Linked DNA regions of Mus musculus: region 2 is linked to region 1. Evidence: chromatin loops called from intact Hi-C (ENCODE). Cell type or tissue: heart. All regions are shown on one strand. Each heading gives the region's core, and the rest is flanking DNA. Links, peaks and the distances in the headings are about the cores only.

The links. Hi-C counts contacts between places; a loop is a spot of excess contacts. Peaks named below come from ENCODE experiments on the same cell type or tissue, not always from the same donor. Only the 100,000 strongest peaks of a DNase experiment are listed, where the experiment ranks them.
Region 2: it touches region 1 in a loop (12-fold over the local background); 20 of 42 quality-filtered maps call a loop at or near these places.

Annotation. Positions count from the first base shown.
Region 1 is chr1:155,000,655-155,010,555 of GRCm38, forward strand. It overlaps Gm41977 (a long non-coding RNA gene), which reads right to left. Exons shown (of 3, transcript XR_878618.2): 3 at 8,038-9,901. Among named protein-coding and RNA genes, the nearest start is that of Gm51650, 6.7 kb to the left of the region's middle. In heart, for the core only: no CTCF peak of the experiment used is centred there; a DNase peak (open chromatin) is centred at 6,067; H3K27ac peaks cover 369 bases; H3K27me3 peaks cover 2,973 bases.
Region 2 is chr1:154,277,325-154,287,225 of GRCm38, forward strand. No RefSeq gene overlaps it. Among named protein-coding and RNA genes, the nearest start is that of Gm30465, 18 kb to the left of the region's middle. In heart, for the core only: a CTCF peak has its summit at 4,286; no DNase peak of the experiment used is centred there.

The DNA.
Region 1 (9,901 bases), core at 1,084-9,083:
CACCTCCTAATAGTGCCACTCCCTGTGGGCCATTCCTATTCAAATCACCACAGATACCATTTTTATACTTGTAATTACTTGATACTCTGAGAACTTAGAAACAGCTGGTAGAGTGGCGTCTCTGTGAACCCTTTACGTTCCATTGATCTTGTATGGATGGGGGAACAGATGGACAGATGGACAGATGAACAGAAGTAACAGCAGCTGAGCTACAGAGCCTTCCAGCCAGCTAAACTAATGATACAGTGGCTATTTAAAGGAATCAATTAGACTGATTGGTAATTAGCATTTCAGCAGTTAAGAGGCAAGAGAAGGAGGGACTATTATCAGAACATGTACTCTGAAGCCAGGCTGCCTCCGTTCAAACCTCATATCTACCACAGAGCAGCTGAGTAACCTCGATCTGGTTATTGACCCTCTCTGAACTCCAGTTTCCTCATTAAAATGAGACTGTTAGCTGACAGAGTTACTGGGAAAAATCAAGTACATTTTATAAAACAATATGCTTATCACTTACTGTAATGATACTTGCCAATTTCACAGGATCTGACATCACCTAGGAAATGCCTGAAGACACACCTGGGTGGGATTATTTGGCCTCTGGGCATACCTATGGAGGATTACAGGCTACTATGACAAGATTTTGTCTTTAAAAAAAAAAGTGAGGGCTGGTGAGAGATTGCCCAACAGATAAGAGTACTTGCTGCTCTTCCACAGAACCCTGCTCAATCTCAGCACCCACGTAGTAGCTCATAACCAGTTATGAATCCTGTTCTAGGAGCTCTGATGGCCAGGCACACACAGAATATATAGACATACATGAAGGCAAAACACACACACACACATACAAAATAAAATTTAAAGTTTGATGTGGTGGCACATGCCTTTAATCCCAATACACGGGATATAGAAGCAGACAGATCTCTGTGCCTTCAAGGGCAGCCTGGTTGATCTACGTAGCAACCAGGACGGCTAGGACTACACAGAAAGACCCTTCCAGAGAGAGAGAGAGAGAGAGAGAAAGAGAGAGAGAGAGGACTTTTTGATAGCTGACATGATTAGGGGTGCTCATTTTAATAATGTCATGCATTTACACACTGGAAATTAGAAAGCATGGAAACTCCTAACTCAGAGAGCCAGACACCTCAGTAGTCCAGTCTAGCATTGAAGGTCTAAAAGCTTCCTAGAAAGTCACTCTGCTGAGTTCACACTAAAAGGTTGAAAGATCTGAAGTCTAATGTCTACAGGAAGCAGCCATCTACACAGACAGAAAAGGGCCTTGCAGGTCCACACACGACCTTCCATCCAGGCCACCAGCCCATTGGGTGGAGCCTTCCTTCCCCAGTTGCCGTCCCATCTGCCAATCCTCTCTGGAGATGTCCCACAGACACACAAAGGCGTGAGAGCGGAGACTCAGCATCACAATGAAAAAGGACAAATCTGCATCGCTTCCAGACTTGCTTTGGGTATTTGCTGGGTGAATGGATGATGTTAGTTATCACGGTACTCAAGGCTCCTTATGCAAAGACTGAAAGAAGTCCCTCATAGAACTCAAACATTTACTTCTCAAAGCAAACTGGAGTACCTTATCCTGAAGAACTTTCAGAAATTGGTATTCCAACATTCTAGAGCAAAACTAAAATGCATGCATTATGGCATCCTACAAGTGAGTTTTACAAAAAAAAAAAAAAAAAAAAAAAACTATGCTGCTCTCCTGAGTTGGGTAAGGGCTAAACAAACCAGCCCAGGGTGCAGGTGGCTGCCAAGTTAGTTTCTTGCAAGCAGGAAGAGAAGCTCTAAGTGGACCTCGGAGCAGTGGGTGGAGGGGTTTTTACCTTCTGTAAGCCATAATCTTGTTTCTCTTGGCCAAGATGCTGGAGAGGACTTGGATTTGTGTCTTGTCTACAATCACAAGCATCTGTTTGAAGATTGTGTGCATAAAGCATCCTGTTTGATTTTTAGAACAACCATTTTATGTGCTGAAGTAAAACCCAGAAAAGAATGAGGCAGCACCCTGAACTCAGTCATTAGTGAGGGCAGAGCTGGGATTTCACACTGAGAGTCTCAGATGAGTGGACTGCCAAGCCAGCAGGGAATTCACAAATTTTCTGCATCCGCCCTCTCTTCACAACTTTGGTTCTTGTCATTTAATACTATGAGGGTCCAAGGAAGGGTGCTTGAATCTCACACACAAGGGAAAATAAGATGGACATCGGAGGTGGTTGGAGGGAGAGAACTGGGTGGGACAAGAAAGTGAGGGGGGAAATGGGGATAGGGAAGAGGGGGCAAGAGGGCTGAAAGACAGAAGGGAAAGTGGTGGGGGCACATCTCTGGGATGAACAGGAGACCTGGGAGGAGGGAAGGACCAAAAGTCTATGGGGGTGACCCTAACTGAGACTGCCAGCAGTCTATGGCTATGGAGTCTGATGTGGCCACCTCCTGTAGCCAGGTGTGACTCCCAGTGGAGGGAGAAGAACACCAACCCACCCACAAAACCTTCTACCTAAAATTTGTCCTGCCTACAAGATGTTCGGGAATAAAGATGGAGCAGAGATTAAGGGGACGACCAACCAATGACTGGCCCAACTTGAGACCCACCCCATGGGAGAAAACCACCCCCTGACACTATTAATGATACTCTGCTATGCTTACAGACAGAAACCTACATGTCTTCTGAGAGACTTGATCCAGCAGATGATGGAAACAGATGCAAAGACCCACAAACATTAGGCAGAGCTCTGGGAGTCTTGTGGAGGGAAAAAAGAAGGATTGAGGTGGCCAACGGGGTCACCCCACATGAAGACATACAGAGTCAACTAACCTGGGCAGGAGGGAGCTCACAGAGACTGAACCACCAACCAAAGAGCGTGCAGGGGCTGGACCTAGGCCCCTTACACATTGGTAGCCGATGGGCAGCATGGTCTCCATGTGATTTGGAGAAGGCAACTTTGTCTCCATTGCCTTTCCTTTGGACCCCCTTCCCCTAACTGGGCTACATTGCCTGGGCTCAGTGTGAGAGAATGAGCCCAGTCCTGCTTCGATGTAATGTGCCAGGGCAAGGTAGAATCCATGGGGAGCCTTCTCTTTCTTCCCTTATGTGGAAGAGGGGAGTGGAGGGAGGGGGATGCAAGGGTAAGACTGGGAGGGGGGTCGGCAATGGAGATATAAAGTGAATAAATAAATTAAGAGTATAATAATAATAATAATTTTCAACATGACTTTCTTTGTTTTCAACTGGAGCTAGTAGGTAGTAGAGACATCACATAACTTTTTTTCTTTTTTTCCAAGACAGGGTTTCTCTGTGTAGACCCGGATCTCCCAGAAGTTGATTTGTAGATCAGGCTGGCCTTGAACTCACAGAGATCCACCTGCCTCTGCCTCCCACGTGCTGACCTGGACACTCACCACTTCTTTGACAGGACAGACTGTGCCCTTCGTGAGCTCCAGGGGTGCAACAGAGTGAGAATCTCATAAGGGTGTCACCCTTCTGTACAGTAACAGAATGGTGAGAAACCAAAGCCTGCTTACAGTGTGGACAGAAGACATGAAGGGATGACCCTCGGGCCCTTCGGTGCTTAGGGATGTTAAATTTGGAGACGCTGAGCTCTGCTCTGCAAAGGAGAAGTTTCTTCAGGTTTGCACAGCACATGGATCCCCTGGGACTCCATCCTTGCTGAGGGAGCATCACACCTGTGAGACACCAGTATGGGATGTCTTGCACAGGGGCCATGACGCTGACGGATGGGGTGGGAAGGGTTGCATTCCAAGCTGTTGGGAGAATGTAAAGAATGAAAAGTGGTCAGCAAGTCCAGAGCTAAGCTCCCAGGCAGGAGGCAGGAGGTGTGAGAAGGTTCAGGAGCTGATGCCAACATGCATCAAATGTCTCACTGGGGCATATGTAGCTTACCCATGTGGCTTACCTGGAAACCCCTGGAGACAGTGAGGTATGTGTGGCCCACAGATACTTGAGACCGTGTCTGTCTTGGTTGTACTCATCTCCTGCCCTGTTTCAGGTGTCTGGAACAGTATGTGGCACATTTGTGAAAGAAAGGGAAGGTGGAAAGAAAGAAGGAGAAAGAAAGGAAGAGAGGAAGGAAGGAAGGAAGGAAGGAAGGAAGGAAGGAAGGAAGGAAGGAAGGAAGGAAGGAAGGAAGGAAGGAAGGAAGGAGAAAGAATAGAGACAGAGAAAAGGAGGGAGACCTGAGTAGACTTACATTAGAGAATATGCTCAAATGCAGAAGGTGTCAAGGGAGCAATCAGACCCCTGTTAGCAAGTCATAGCAGTAGCCCAGGTAAGAACTGGCAAAAAGAATCAGAGGTAACAGAAGAGGAGTGGGCACAGTCAATCAGCAAGAAGGGTGGTCTCAGCAAGACAAGCTAAGCACTGGAATGGACACAGTGTCCGGAGATGGAAAGGTGATAGATGCCTCACACAGACCCTTCCCAAAGGGCTGCTTGGAAGGAGAAAGCCTTGGGACTTGGAGCTGCATGATACTCCAGACCCACTCCCAGAGAAGGAGAATGAAGCCACATCCTCTGTGAGCAGATGGGGGGGGGGTGAGAGGGCTAGGGTGGTGGAAGGAGGTAAGGGCTTAGCCCCTGCAGTGATCAGACAACCTGAGGCAGCTCTCTCCCCTGCTCACTGGGAGGCCAGCCCCACACTTCAGACGTACACACCCCTCCCTACCCCCCTGCAGACAGAAGCAGCTAGAAGGAAGCCAGGAGACAAGGAAGCCACCACTGGTGGGCAGCAGCATGCAGTGCCAAGCTGGGGGTTGCTGGCAGCAGCTGAGGTGTCAGGGGACACAGGAGATTGGGGGGAGGGCACGGCTTATGCTATTGGAAGCACACAGGGAGGCAGCCTCAGAGCTAGGGTTGGCAGGACCATGGTGGATTTGATGTTCTGTCGGGAGAAAGCCAGAGAGACTCCTTTTCCCATGTGTAGGCATCACTTTTACATTTGGTGTGGCAACCTTGGCATGTCCTCTATTCTGCTCTAAAGACTTAGAACAAGTTGGGGAGGAGCCAAGGAGATCTTGATGCCCGTGTCTCAGCCCCTACCCCACCAGCCTCTAGTGATACAAACTTAAGTTCATAAGCCTGGGCAGCAGCACTTGGGTAGCCCAAGGAACACAACCACACCACTCCTTCTGAAAACCAGCCCAGGATACGACAGTCCACGACCACAGCATTTTGAAAAGATGAAATATGCCTCATCTCTGGAAGGATCCATGCAAGAATCAACAAGTTAACCCTCCATGGTTCAGAGAAAGCTCAGGAGGAGAGATGTATGGCTCACCCAGAGTCACAGAAGGAGCCCAAGAGCCCAGATGTAAACCCAAGGGAAGGGTCTCTGCACAGCTGTTATCATGCATAAGCAATCCCCACCACGTGATCTGCTCACATAGCTCTCAGTTTGATGTTGACATGTTTATTGAGCATATACTATGTGCCAGGCCCTGTGCCAGACACTAGAAATACAAAGATGGCCGTGGGATGTGTAGTCTCTGCTTTCACAGACTTTGTAGTTCACTGGGAAAGCTGACATGAAACCAGATCTTTAGAACAAGCAGAGCCATTTTAAGGGGTAGGTGAGATCAAGTTACTTCCTCTTACTTTCCGGGTACTTTCCGAGTAATGCCTTAGCCCATTTTGTAGGAAAGGAAATCGAGGTTGCGAGAATTAACCACTCATCTCCGTGGTCACATTAGCTAGAGAGACTCACGCTGTCTCCTCTGTATATCTCTGCTCACTGGTAGCTTGGAATTCACCAATACGTGGGTAACTAACGCCTAAAAACACCAGAACTCGGGTTCTGTTTAGCCTGGGTGCAAAGCCAAGTCAGAAACCAAGGGCCTCCCCAGAAAACCCTGCAGAACTTTGTATGGAATGAAGGCTCCTCTCTCTAAGGCTGCTCTCTTACATGAACACCATCTCTACTCCAGCTCTGGGCTGTAAGCCCCGGTAGCCATGGCCCCGGTAGCTTCCAGAACACACAGATTTGCTGAGGACTAGGTTAGCCACTTGGTCTGAAACAGCATTGTACACGCGGGACACAGCACCACCCAGTGGCAACATGAGGAACCGGCCGCAGAGGCCGGAGGCACCAGGCGCACCCTGGCGGCCTGTAGGAAAAGAAAACTCCAGGAACGAGTAAGCTTGGAAACCCCTGTACAGAGCCGTGTACAGGCTCTTTTTCTCTCTATGGGTTGGACACGCCTAACTCCAAAGTACCCTTCCCTAGAAGAATATCTTGCCTGGGTGTGTGGCTCCTTCTCCTATGATGTAGCCCTGGCTCTCTTACACCCATGGGGAAAAGCACCCAAGATTCATTGTGTATGGTGCAGTCAGTCTTGGGGTTCCATTCTGCAGTCGGGGAGGGGGGCTGCAGGAGGCGGGGTAGAGGAGAGAAAACTGAAAATCTGCTCAGCTTCCTTCCCAGCAGGGATGTAAGCCTCAAAGGGCTGGAGAACAAAACAATCATTATTCAAATTTTCTGCTTCATAATAACCTTAGCAACCATGTGGTTACAATTTTATGAATCTTAAATGTCCCCCGAAGGCATGAGTTGAAAACTTCATTGCCAGTGAGGGACAGGACCAGGAGGTGGTAAAAGTCCTTAGGAGGTGGGACCCAGCGGAAGGGAGTGAGGTCATGGGGGTTATACCTTGCAAGGCATGACAACAGTCATATCCAGTCATAATCTCCACCCCTCTCTTTCTCCCTCTCTCCTTCCCTCCCCCTTTCTCCAGATGCCATGAATTAAATAGTTTTGCTCAACCATACAACCATACTCCCCAACACACACACACACACACACACACACACACACACACCATGTTCTGCCTCCCTACAGGCCCAAAATGATGGCATCTAGTGACAGTAGACTTACACCTCAGAGACCATGAGCTTAAATAACCCCTTCCTTCTTATAAGTAGCTTGCTTCACATACGCAAAAAGAAGTGGAAAGCAGGGTAGCAAGCCCGTGGGGTCCAAGCGAGTACCAGTGCATTTAGAGAGCATCATCCCCAGGCCCTGACTATGACACATTCCTCACACAACATCGTTCATTTGTTATTGCCCACCCACCCACTGAGATCCAAATACTCAAAGTTCCAAAGAGAAAATTTTAATTTTCTTAATTTTAATATATAAAATGTACAAGAGAGCCATTTTTTTTCTGAGACAGGGTCTCTGTGTAGCCCTGACTGTCCTGGAATTCCCTCTGTAGACCAGGCTAGCCTTGAACTCAGAGGTCTGCCTGTCCCTGCATGCACCACCACATTCAGCAGGAGCCAGTTCTTTAGAACGGACATTACAGTTCCCAATGCACTGGGAAGGAGAAGCCTAAAGGCCTGACCCACTTCAGTGGGATCACAGAACTGCGTGTGATGCCCCTGGTGGCCCAGCATGTATACAGCTTGTGAACACCTCTATCCATCCAGAGAGCTGCGTTCCTTGTAAAATCTACCTGTGTGTTCCATTCTGCTCTTCAGGGTAGCCCCAGATACTAGCCATGGATCATGAGAGCAAAACTAGCCCACTTCCAAGTCCAGGGCCTGAAGCCTCAAGACAGAATAAAAATTGCCTTAAGGGAGTAGGGATGGGGCAGAAGTAAGAAGCAGCCCTAACCCTAAATCTTATCCTTAAGCAGAAGTGTTTAATTAATTGTGTGATGGTTTCAATGAAAATGGCCTCCATAGATCCATAGAAAGTGGACCTATTAGGTGCTGTGGCCTTGTAGTAGGCGTGGCCACTGGGGTAGGCTTTGAGATTTCAAATACTCAAGCCAGACCCAGTGTTTCCTTCTCTCTCTCTCTCTCTCTCTCTCTCTCTCTCTCTCTCTCTCTCTCTCTCTCTCTCTCTCTCTCTCTCTCTCTCCTGCCTGCCCAACCAGATGTAGAAATCTCAGCTCCTTTTCCAGCACTATGTCTGCCTGCATGCTGCCATATACTTCCTTGCCAGAATGATAATGGACTAAACCTCTGATGTGTAAGCCCCAGTTAAATGTTTTCTTTTATTAGAGTTGCCATGGTCATGGTGCCTCTTCACAGCAATAAAACCCTAAGACTGTGTGTCTACATACCACAGTGGCTACAACTACCATAGGAGTGAGGACTGAGGCGAGATGGCTGTCTGGGACTACAGTTTCCTACATTAACATATCTCCTAAAAGCCCCTCTGATATTCCATCCTGTGCGAGTCCCCTGTCCCCAACTCTTCCATCTTCTCCCCAGTGGTCCACACGCACTAACCCAGTCTGTGCATCTCTTCTACACCATAGTTTTGTCTGATTTGTTTCCCCCCCCCCATCAAATCCTAGGCTACTGTGTGAAATCTATTTCTTCTGTGATGGTTTTCTGGAGAGGACCAGAGCCTGGATATACATCTGAGTGCCCGGAGGCCAGGCTTAGACAGCAGAGATGGCCCACTAAGCATGTGGATTACTGACAGACAAATTACATCACTCTGAGATCTATCCTCTTGCTGTTGGGGTTTCCGGGCCTGGGACATCTCCGTGATGCTCCTATTCTATCTTGGAATACGTCAAAGGTGATGCAGGAAGCTCCCAGAACTCCATCTCCCTCTCTGAGCACCTCTTCTCCCCTCTAATACCAAAGAGGGAGATGACGTTGACTGGTCAGCTTACAGGACCCATATTGCTCACCTGTATTTGCATGTGGCTAAAGATGCTGTCTATAGAAGGAGTCCAGGGCAGAGCTGACCAGGCTCTCTGTCCTATTTGTGCAGCAGATGCCACTGTGTGTATTGGCTCAGACACACACTACTGTCCTCACACACAGCTGGCCAGGACACACACAAGATCAATAAAGATTTGAGGAGAATGAAACCTTGAGGCTGAGCCCAGGTGAACTCAGTTCTCTACATGGGGCTTCTGAAACATGCCTAGCTTCTACTGAAGTTACCTCTGCTTTCTTCCCTGTTCTTCATCTAGGTCTCTCTTAGAGGGGCCTAAGAGTAGTGGTTGCTATGACAGAGATCTGTCCGGGTTCCCCTGGCTATAGCATATGTATGTGGTCCTCAGGATATATAGTTCAGCAGGAAGTTGAGCCATACCGTGACTGAGGCAGGAGCTAGACTAAAAAGATCTGAGGGAATCGGTAAATGCTTCAGAAAAAGCCAAGTATAAGCCCAGCCTTGAAGCACACATGAGACTCCACAGTGATCTGGAGCTGTGAGACATGAACTAAAACAGAACTCAGGAGTGTTTGGAGAGGAACAGAGTCTAGCGTTGCTGACTGTGTGGATAAAGATATCATAGACTAAGTGGTCCAAACAGTTAGGTTGAACATACGGGATAAGACCCCAGGATGCTGAGCAGAGACAATACCCGAGGGTTGTGGGAAACTATCGAACAGGGGAGGCCACCTTCCAGGAGCAGAGTTTGGGCTCTGGGTCAGATGAATCTGGCAGACATGTGCGGGATGAACTGGAGACAAATAAGACCAATTCAGAAGGCAGAACAATGATGAGGCAACAGGAAGTGAGAGTGGGGTCCTGGGAGAGGCAGAGAACAGAACCTGGAAGAGCAGAGCTATGAGGGGGAAAGATGCTGAATGGAGGCTCAGGCACGCTCTGCAGGGAGACCTCCACGAGAACAGGCCCCTTCTGCAGAGCTGGAGAAGTTAGGGGAGCCAGAGCTGAGCTGCAGAACGATGAGTCTGGCTGCCTGTCCCGGGGCCTCTCCCCTTTACCTCCTACCACCGCTCCCAGAACAGTCTGTCTGTCCGGTAACACCCAGTGTGGCTTTTGTCAGTACCAAGAGCAACCCTTCTTCCAGGGCCCTGTTCCTTCCCATCTGCATGACTCCAGCTATTCTTGGGTTCTCAGCTCCAGCATCTCCTCCTTCCAGAAGTCGTCCTGAGCCCTGCCCTTCCC
Region 2 (9,901 bases), core at 711-8,710, 720 kb before region 1:
GACTTCAAGCTAAAAAGGAATGTCTTCATCATTCCTCTGTATGTGATCACAACAGTGTATAAGAATTTAAAATAAAACAATAATCAAAGACAATGTAAGGGGCCCACACTAACAATAAACAGAGTGACGACAACGAAGATGCCGGTCCTGGATGACTTAGCCTTGGTGACCATGGGGACAGCTGAGCAAAGTGTCATCAAATAGAGGGGATTCCCTTTCAAAGAAAATGGTGTCAGTGGTGCCTTTGAGAAGTCACTGGAGACCAATGGCCCATCCCGGACTTCTTACTCAAGGTACAACTGTAAGCCAGATGCAGGGTGTTATTATCAGGGGTTAGAAAACAATTGACAATGAAATGTATTAAAAATATGGAATGTCACAGAACCTGATGCTATGAAATATAACAAAATCAATGTCCTAGACAGGTTTCTCATTAAAAGACAAAGATTCAGATTTCATTATCTTTAAAAGCCAACATACATGTTATCTATTAGAATGAAAGAAACGTGAGAATAAAATTCTTTTGTTTCTCATTTATTTTTTACTTTTTTTTACTGGATATTTTCTTTATTTACATTTCATGTGTTATCCCCTTTCCCAGTGCCCCCCCCCAACAACCCCTATCCCATTCCTCCTCCCCCTGCTTCTATGAGGGTATTTCCTTCCCCCACTCCTACCTCACCATCCTCGAATTCCCCTAGGATGGGTTATTGAGCCTTCACAGGACCAAGGGCCTCTCCTCCCATTGACTCCTGACAAGGTCATTCTCTGCTACATAGGCAGCTGGAGCCACGGGTCCCTCCATGTGTACCCTTTGGTTGGTGGTTTAGTCTCTGGGAGCTCTGGGAAGTCTGGTTGGTTGATATTGTTGTTCTTCCTATGGGGTTACAAACCCCTTCAGCTCCTTCAGTCCTTTCTCTAACTCCTCCATTGGGGATCCCACAGTGCAATGGATGACTGCAAGCATCTGCCTATGTATTTGTCAGGCACTGGCAGAGCCTCTCAGGAGACAGCTATATCAGGCTTCTGTCCGCAAGCACTTCTTGGCATCCAAAATATTGTCTGCATTTGGTGACTGTATATGGGATGGATACGCAGGTAGGGCAGTCTCTGGTTGGCCTTTCTTTCAGTCTCTGCTCCACACTTTGTCTCTGTATTTGATCCCGTGAGTATTTTGTTTCCCTTTCTAAGAAGGACCAAAGCACCCACACTTTGGTTTTCCTTCTTCTTGAGCTTCATGTGGTCTGTGAATTGTATCTTGGGTATTCTGAGCTTTTGGACTAATATTCATTTATCAGTGACTGCATACCATGTAAACTCTTTTGTGGTAGGGTTACCTCACTCAGGATGATATTTTCTAGTTCCATCCATTTGTCTAAGAATTTCATGAAGAGAATAAAATTCTAAGCAAACATTTGACAGAATAGTTTGTACAGATGCAACCAACAGGCAAGTGAATAACAATGGTGTCAGTCAAAAATAATTTAACACAAAGATTTTATTTACACACAAAGGTGTGATTCATGATGCTACAGAAACTGCCATAAACCTCCAGGCGCCAAGCAACATCTCAGTTCACAGACAAGAAGCAGAAAATTGCAACCGTAAGAAAAGATTTGAATATTATTTGGAATTTTAATGAAGAGTATAAGGAAGGAAATAATTGTGTAATAAATTTTTAAATGTTTAAAAAATAATAAAAACTTAAAGTATGTACCCTAGGTATCAGTTAGGGCTCTTTCCTGATTTTCTTTTATAAAATAACAAAGATTTTCTGGTTTCCAATTAAGAGAATCTTTAATTGGTCACATAGTCAGTCTGAGGGAAGAGGCAAAACACTGAAATTTGTCCATAATCTCTGACTTTCACAACTCAATGCACTTAGCATTATTGGTCACTAGAAAAACATGTTCACAATAGAAAGTTTTTTTTACAATGAACCAGGACAACAAAATAATAATAACAATAATAACACAGGTTATGATGTAGAAAACTTTTTGGTTAATTGTGTGATGCTGCTGCCCCTGGGAACACGCTTAGGAAGTTTCTCATAATATTAAACACAGAATTAGCATGTAACTGCAATTCTAGTGATACTCTATATATCAAGGAGAAAGGGAAAACACATATTTAGACAAAAAACTTATCTATAAGCAATTTACCAAGATTCATGGCATTACACAAAACAGCAACTACCCATTGGCCCATGAATTGGTAAATACAACCAATTCACATACTGCTGTAATAGTTTGACCGTAATGGAAAGGATTGGCCTTTGCTACAGTTAGGATAAGCCTGAAGGATGCTTTGCAAAGTGAGTGAAACTAGACAGAAACACACACCCACACACACATGCACACGCACACCCAACGACATTTTATAATGTGTTTCTTCCTGGGAGGATTTGAAGTCTGCTTGCACAGATGAAACATGACTGCATTTATACAAGATGCCCCAGACAGGAGAGTCTATAGAGACAGAAAGTGGAGGTCACTATGCCTGGGGGTTCTGGCCTGAGGGCATGAAAGAAAGAGGATATTTTTTAGGACTGAGCAAAAAGTTCTACAATGAAATAATAATGACTCTTATGCAAGTAGCAATAAATTCAAAACAATAAAATGATATACTTAAAGGAATGAATGTTGTGGCCCCTGTGAAAAGTTGGTAAGACTGCAGTGAAATTGTAATAGAAATATAAATTAATAATGAAATGTTTTTAAAAAGTTACAAGAAAAAATTGACAGTTATTTCTCAAACAATTTTTGAATAGTAGGGAAAAACTGCACCCATGGGCTTTGAGTTTTCATAAAATTAGAACATTATATACATAAAAATTGAAGGAATATAACCCAGCAGCCTGTACTTAAATGAAAATTTCACAGTGTTGAATCACTAAGGATCCAAAAATGAAGAAATAAGGAGACATAAAATATATGACTCTGGTACATCCGTCCAATTGGAAAGGCAGGGATTTTTAATTTTAGGTGATTCTCCTCTTCAAGATAGCAAACACAGCACTCTTCTATTAGCTCATGATTTTTTAAAGAACGGGCATAGTGTAAGCTATGCCATAGATGGCAGTTTCCTTAATGAAAATGAAATTCATCTGATTTCTTATAATTAGGACAGAGGAGAAACAGAGAGAGATTAGCTATAGGTGCTCCATATGTATTATGTATTATGTATGTATGTATGTATGTATGTATGTATGTATGTATGTATGTATGCATCTATCTATCTATCTATCTATCTATCTATCTATCTATCTATCTATCTATCTATCTATCTATCTATCTACCTATTGCTGGTCTCTTTCTCTAGTCTATGGTGATCTCAAATTCATGATCTTTGCACCTCCTGGGTGCCTAGATTAAAAATACATACCTCTGTGCCCAGTTCCCATTTCTCTCAGACTAATTTGGTGACCTGTATTGGTCACACCCAGGGGGGCATGGAAATGAGATATCTCTGAGGCTGTTACCCCAGTTTTCCATGTTTCCAGCCTTTGTAGGGATAGACAGTGTGCAGGATGAAAACCCAACCCACAAGTCTCTGCCTTCCATCCATGCCACCAGGGGCGTCCCCCATGTACTGTCCTCTCCAGAAATGATGCTAGCAGAACGCTTTGACATTCTCTGGGGCCAGGAGGCAGTTATTCTTACATTGCCTAGTCTCAGGACCTGTCACACTCTCCATTCTTACATCTTATAGAGGATCCTGAAGAGCTTTCTCTCTCAGCCCTCATTACAGTAAAAAAAATAAAATATTTATATTTTAAACATATAAATTTAAAAATATTTCTCAGCTCATTTGAAATAATGACCCAGTACTGGTTAATGTAAGTAAAATAATTATCTCTCAAAGATTTTAATGGATGACATTTAAACATTTTCGTCAGTCTCTGGTATTTTGGCTAACAGAAAGCAGCTTGATTCATATATGTACATCTGCTTCAATGCCTCTTTATCATAGTTCACAGAATCTCTGGAAAACTCCAGTATATACTCATCAAAGAGTAAGAATCAAAAGTTGAAAATATCCTCCCATAAAACCAATTTTAGGCACTCCCTCAAGACAGGCCATAACTACATTTTGACTACTATTGAAACGGCATACAGCACCAAGCTTTCAAATGCTTAACCGAAGACGTTGAAAGAGACAGGTTAGAGAGGGAGGGAGAGACTACAGGTAGGCAGCGCACCCAAAGACTTCAAGAAAGCAGGTCTGTGCAACAGGAAAAATACTGGTGCAGGTCAAGGGTGGAGCTGTTGCAGTTACACGAGATAGCCATTGGATGGCACTGGCGTTCCACTCACATGCACCCTGAGTCCCTACATCAGGACTGGCCCCTGTCTCCTGGAAGCCCACACTCCCAAGTTGGAGGACCTATGCAGCAATATTTCTTTTTCTTTTCATATTTTTGAGGAAAGTCGTGATTAAAGGGTGTCACAGAGGGCAACTTAAGTTCGTTTATGCTCACGCTAAGTTGGCACAAATGGGCATGTGCATGCTGGGGTAGGTGCGTTCAGATCATTAAGAGTGAGAATCTGAGAACATCTTCTAGTTTCAGGACAAAGTGATTCAGTATGTGTAGCTACAGGCTCCTCGACCTCGAAGACATTCTTGGCCACGGTTCCCAGGTCTGGTGGATGCTGGTTCAGAGCTCAAAGGTCATAAGTGGTCTATACACTCCAACAAGAACAGAGATGGAGGGTTCCGGAGAGAGTGTTAGAAAAGGGCCCAGCAGTTCCAAGGAAAAAGAGGCCTCTCTAGGAAGGTGTTTTTAGCTCTGCAAGAAGTCATTCAAAGCAAGTCCCTGATGGGAGTGTGGAGGTCACGTGGCCTGACCCATAATGAAGTGTTCACATGAAGAACTTGTCATGACTTCAGTTCTGCTTGCTCTTCCAAGTTGATTTGCTATGAATGTAGCTCTGCCTAGGACCAACCCTCAGAGGGAACGGAACGCCAGGATTCTACAAGTCTAGAGGAAGCCAGTGGCCACCCATTGCTCACTTTGCAGGGCTAGAGCCAGGACTCTGAGGAGTGTTGGGAAGGGAGTAGGCTGGTGAGGTGGACGGGCACATAATAAGGAACTGTGGGCAGTTTGAAGAATCGGGGCTTTCCTTGGGTATAGTAGAGAAACTGAAGTGCTATAAGCAGGTATCCTTATACTTGCCACGTTATAAAGAATAATTTTAAGACAATACAGAGACGGATCACAGAGTGGTTGCTGACCAAATGACAATCATCTCAAAGCAATTTATGGTTCTGGTTATTGATATGGAGTCATTTAATCCTGTGGTCCTTTTTATAAGCTAGGAGAGGTTATGACCCTTCTCTTTAGATGATACTGAAGTACAGAATAATTAAAAACTTCTCCACCTTCACACAGCCTTGTAACATGAAAGTTTGTCTCCATCAGACCATTTGAACACAGTCTCCATCAGTTATTTTGCTACATTGTATTTCTTGACCAGTAAAGGAAGAAACAGCTCTAAATTGCTATATACTACTTTAACACACATTGACTGCGGCCAGTGGGAACCCAGTGAGTGGGTGTTAAACCCTGATGGAATTGGGGGACAAGGGTGATTGCAGTGAGAAGTTAAAGCTGACAGCTGAGTCTGTGTTGTGGAAGCACATGGAGGTGGGGGAGAAGAGGGTGGAGAGGATCTCACACAAAAAGCAGGGAAGGCTGACATTGAAGTCCAGAAGAGACCAACCCAGAATCTAAGGGAAGCTAAGCAGATGGCCAGTGATAGTGGATCAGTTAGAGGAATAAACTCTAGTTTCTATTGATTTCAGATTGTTAGGTTCAACCCATTTATTTTCCCCATGGCAAGATCACTTAGGAGGCCACCCTTCCATTCCCAACTATTAGCCAAATTTCTCAGGTTCTGACTTGTGGGAGCTTGATTAAAATGCCACCATCCTATTCATAGTTCAAAACACTACCTTGGGCCAGAAATCAGCTAAGATTGAACCCTTGAGCTATGCATCACTCTATCTTGTTCACAAAAAGAGCAGAGAGAAAATAACTGAAGCAAGAGATCCTGGGGCACAGCTCTCTCTTGCTCTTCCATTGCCATACTTCAGAAGGAAGACAGTTGTTTTGCTGCGACTGCCTCATGAACCATGGAGCCTTGTTGATTTCTTGTGGTTAGTATTTTTCTCCACTGTGATCACAGAAAGTACATTTTAGAATTTAGCTTGACCAATGAGCCACTATTCTGCACCACCGGACTCAGTCTTTTTCTGACAACCAGCCCATCTTAAGGGGCCCGGCCAGTCTTCCATCTTCCATGGCTCACTCAGAGGTATCTCCCTGCATCCTAGACATGATCCCTGCAGAGCCCTCAAATCTGGAGGCTGCTCACCTCTCCAGATCTTGCCACACTCCCAGGCTCCAGGAAGGCTTCCTCCACCCACCACTCAGCACCAAGCTTTGGGTAATTATATACAATGCTTCCTCTGTCCTGGAGGTAGCTGCTGCTTTTCTCCATCCACAGAATTGCATCTTTACGTTTTAGTTTGTTATTCATGTTTTTAAAAGCCAAATGGTTCCAAACCTTGTTACAAAAAATAAAATATCTGCAACCTTTCCCAGGGACAGCCCACTTTTGCTATTCTTTGGACATTCATTTTCATTCTGCAGAATAACTTCCACATGAATCTCTTTGTTCTCCACTCTTGGAGACTCTCTATTAAGTTCTCACTATGAAAGAGGAAGATTTCTCTCTCTCTTTAGCACCTCCTTCCCCTGCCTCCACAATTTTCCTTTCCCCAACCTCCCAGAAGACTTATATCATCGTTTTTTAGTGAGATCTGTGTTCAGTGTTTACATAATTATGACTGTATTCACAGCATGCCCCTGTAGTAAAAGCACCATTACATTTCCTTTCTTGTACAACTTTTAATTTTCCCTGGAGTTAATAATTGTCCCAATTCTTCATTTGTGTACGTTCCTGTTCACTCAGCATCAATTTTTACCTACACATTTTCCACGTATGTAAATTTCTTCTCAATGTATTATGCACCACACATTAATTCCATCATTTTAACCTTGGAATGATCTAGATGCCTTCTCTCTTTCTTCTTCAGTCTGTGCTGTTTGCACTACAGACCTGCCAAGCACCTGTCTGTCTCAGTTTTCATCACCATCCCAGAATCTTCTTTTCCCCTTGCTTGCGCTGGATCGTTTCTTCTTGGATCCCATATTGTCTCATCTTATTATTCTTCCCTCTGTTTGCGAGACCACACCCTAGAGAAACATATAAAGGACATTAAATATTGAAAATTTCAGAGCCTGAAAATGGACTTATTCTCCCTTGATATTTGATTGACAGTTTGCCCACATATAGACTCCTGAATTGGCGTTATTTTTCTTCATAATTTTAAAATCAGTGTCTCACTTCTAATTTCTGGTGTCATTGCCAATGGACCAGTGGTCAGTGAAGAGAAGACACTGAGGCCCGCCATGGGCATTGTTGCCTCTTGATCCTCTGTGTGTGACTTTGCTGAAAGCAGGAAGGGGCTTCTTTCTCATGGAGTGTGAAGTTTTTACAGTGATATCCCTTGAAGTGAGGTTTTGCTCGTCACTGGTGCTGTCCACCTCATGCTCCTCGGCAATCCACGTGGTCCTTCCCTGGAGACCTGGGAAAGTGGGACTCATTCTGACTTTGTTCTTCTTCCTTTGGGAATTTCTTAGTATTTGAAGCTGTTTTTCTAATTTAATATTATTCATTTCTTGTATTCTTTGTCTTTGTATGTTTTTGTTCTGTGAGGAATTTTTTCAAGGTTATCTGCCAAGTATATGTTCATGCTTTCAAAGTTTTCACTTCAGAGAGAGCTTTAATATTTGATTTTTGAATGTTCCCTCATTTTAAAAGAGAACACTATGTTTGTTTCAACAATAAAACTCTTGAAAAAATATTGATTCTCTCTCTCCCCCATCTGTACACACACACACACACACACACACACACACAAACACACACACACACACACAGAGAGAGAGAGAGAGAGAGAGAGAGAGAGAGAGAGAGAGAGAGAGAGAGAGAGAATGTCTTTGTCTTGAAAGTCTTCTAAATACCTTTTTAAAAAATTTTCTTTTCTTAAAACGATGTTGTGGGCTAAGGAGGTTTTGGTATGAGAGAGCCTTTTCTCAAACATCTGGAAGTTCTGGTCTGTCCTTTCGAGATGAAAAGCAGGCACCGAGAAGCTCCTTGCTGGCGAATGGGAGCTGTCAACTATAAATAGCTTCATTGTTAGGAGACCTGGCTAGGCTGCTTCACTGTGGACCATGTCCTGTTGTGATAGCAGGGATGGCCTAGGTAGTAAGGCTCTGGCTGCAGATGCAGAAGGCTCTTAAATCCTGCCTGAGAGTCCCAGGAGTCCTGTTGTTAGGAAAGCATCTCTGGCTTTCCTGTTCCCTGTCTCCATCCCAGCAACCCTCTAGTCCACTCCATGGAGTCCTTTGCTATGGCGCAAGAGCAAAGCCTTGGACATGTAGAGAGTAAGAAGATGCCACTGGATGCTTCCTGCCTCTTAAACCAGTTGTCAGCCATTTCTCCTATGTCCATCTTTATTTTCCACCCTTGTTGTTGGACGTCTCTTGTGCTTTCCTGGGCTCTACTGTTCAGTTGCTTCTGCTGCCAGCTAAAAGCTCAGCCTTCGGAGCTTTGCAGAGTCTGTTAGCAAGAGTCCATCTGCTTTGCTTGTTTGTTTGATATTATTTCCTTTCCTTTGTTTGTGTCCCCCAAGATGTATTCCTTTTGAAAAAGATCCCTGTGTTGTTTCTGGTAAGGTTTCTAGAGACAGAGAAGATCTGTCTGCTCAGGCCACCAGTCTTCAGGAAGCATATAACTAGCCATGTGGCAGAATCTCCTATTGGGACCTTTGCCAGAGGCTTCTACATCTACAGGCTCGGCACCTTCCTTCTTGATAGTGTGTCTGTGTCTGAACCTTGTACAGAGCACTCTGCTTGCATATATAACATGATTACATAAGGCGTTTGGATCTTCTCACTGGATTATAAACTGCTTGAGTAAAGAAGTCCTGTTAGCTATTTTTACATCCTTAAGATCTAGCACACAACCAGGCGCCTGCATGCCCAAGGAAGGCATGTTGAAGTGAGCAGAAACTGTATGCCGTTTTCTGTGAGTGAACTCAACTATATAAAGAGAAGTCTAGTTATTTGATGGCAGGAAGCCCCCAAATTAAGTGTTTTCCCAGATCCTTTTTCCTCGCTCATGGAATGATGAGTAGTGGGATTTTAGACTAAAGTTTGCCTAAGAAACTGCCCTTTTAATCTAGGACATGCAGAGGAAAGGGTTACTCACCCCAGGAACTATGGTGATCATGAATCAAAGAAATGAAGGGCTGATTTTTGTCAGTGAGTTATTCAGGTGTCCTGGTTGCAGAGAGAGAGGTGTTTATGATCACTATCTCTTGTATAACAGGTGTTGTATCACAGTGTGATTTGGAATGAGTGTTCTATACTCTTCTGTTCCCTCATGGCCTCAGAGCATACTTAGCCTAGCATGTCCTAGTAAAGAGCATATCTTCACAGGCAAGGCTGCTCAGAGCTAGGTGTAGATGAAGAGCCTCGGAAGTTTGTGGGACCAATCATCACATCAAGAGGATCTTGGGCTCAAGTCTCCCTACTGGGACTCCAGCTAAAAGTAACAGTTTGGGATGCCAACTGGGTTGACCATGAACACTGTTTCTTCCCCTAAAGTCAAGTCATCAAACAGGATAACTCTTTCTGGTAACTAAGAAGCCACCGGCAGCTATTTCAACAGCTGGACCTTGATCTTTCAGTTGAAGAATCTAGACTTTGCAAAACTGGCTTGGGTTAGCAGACTGAACATCTGGGAGGTCCACAGAGTTATGGAAGTCT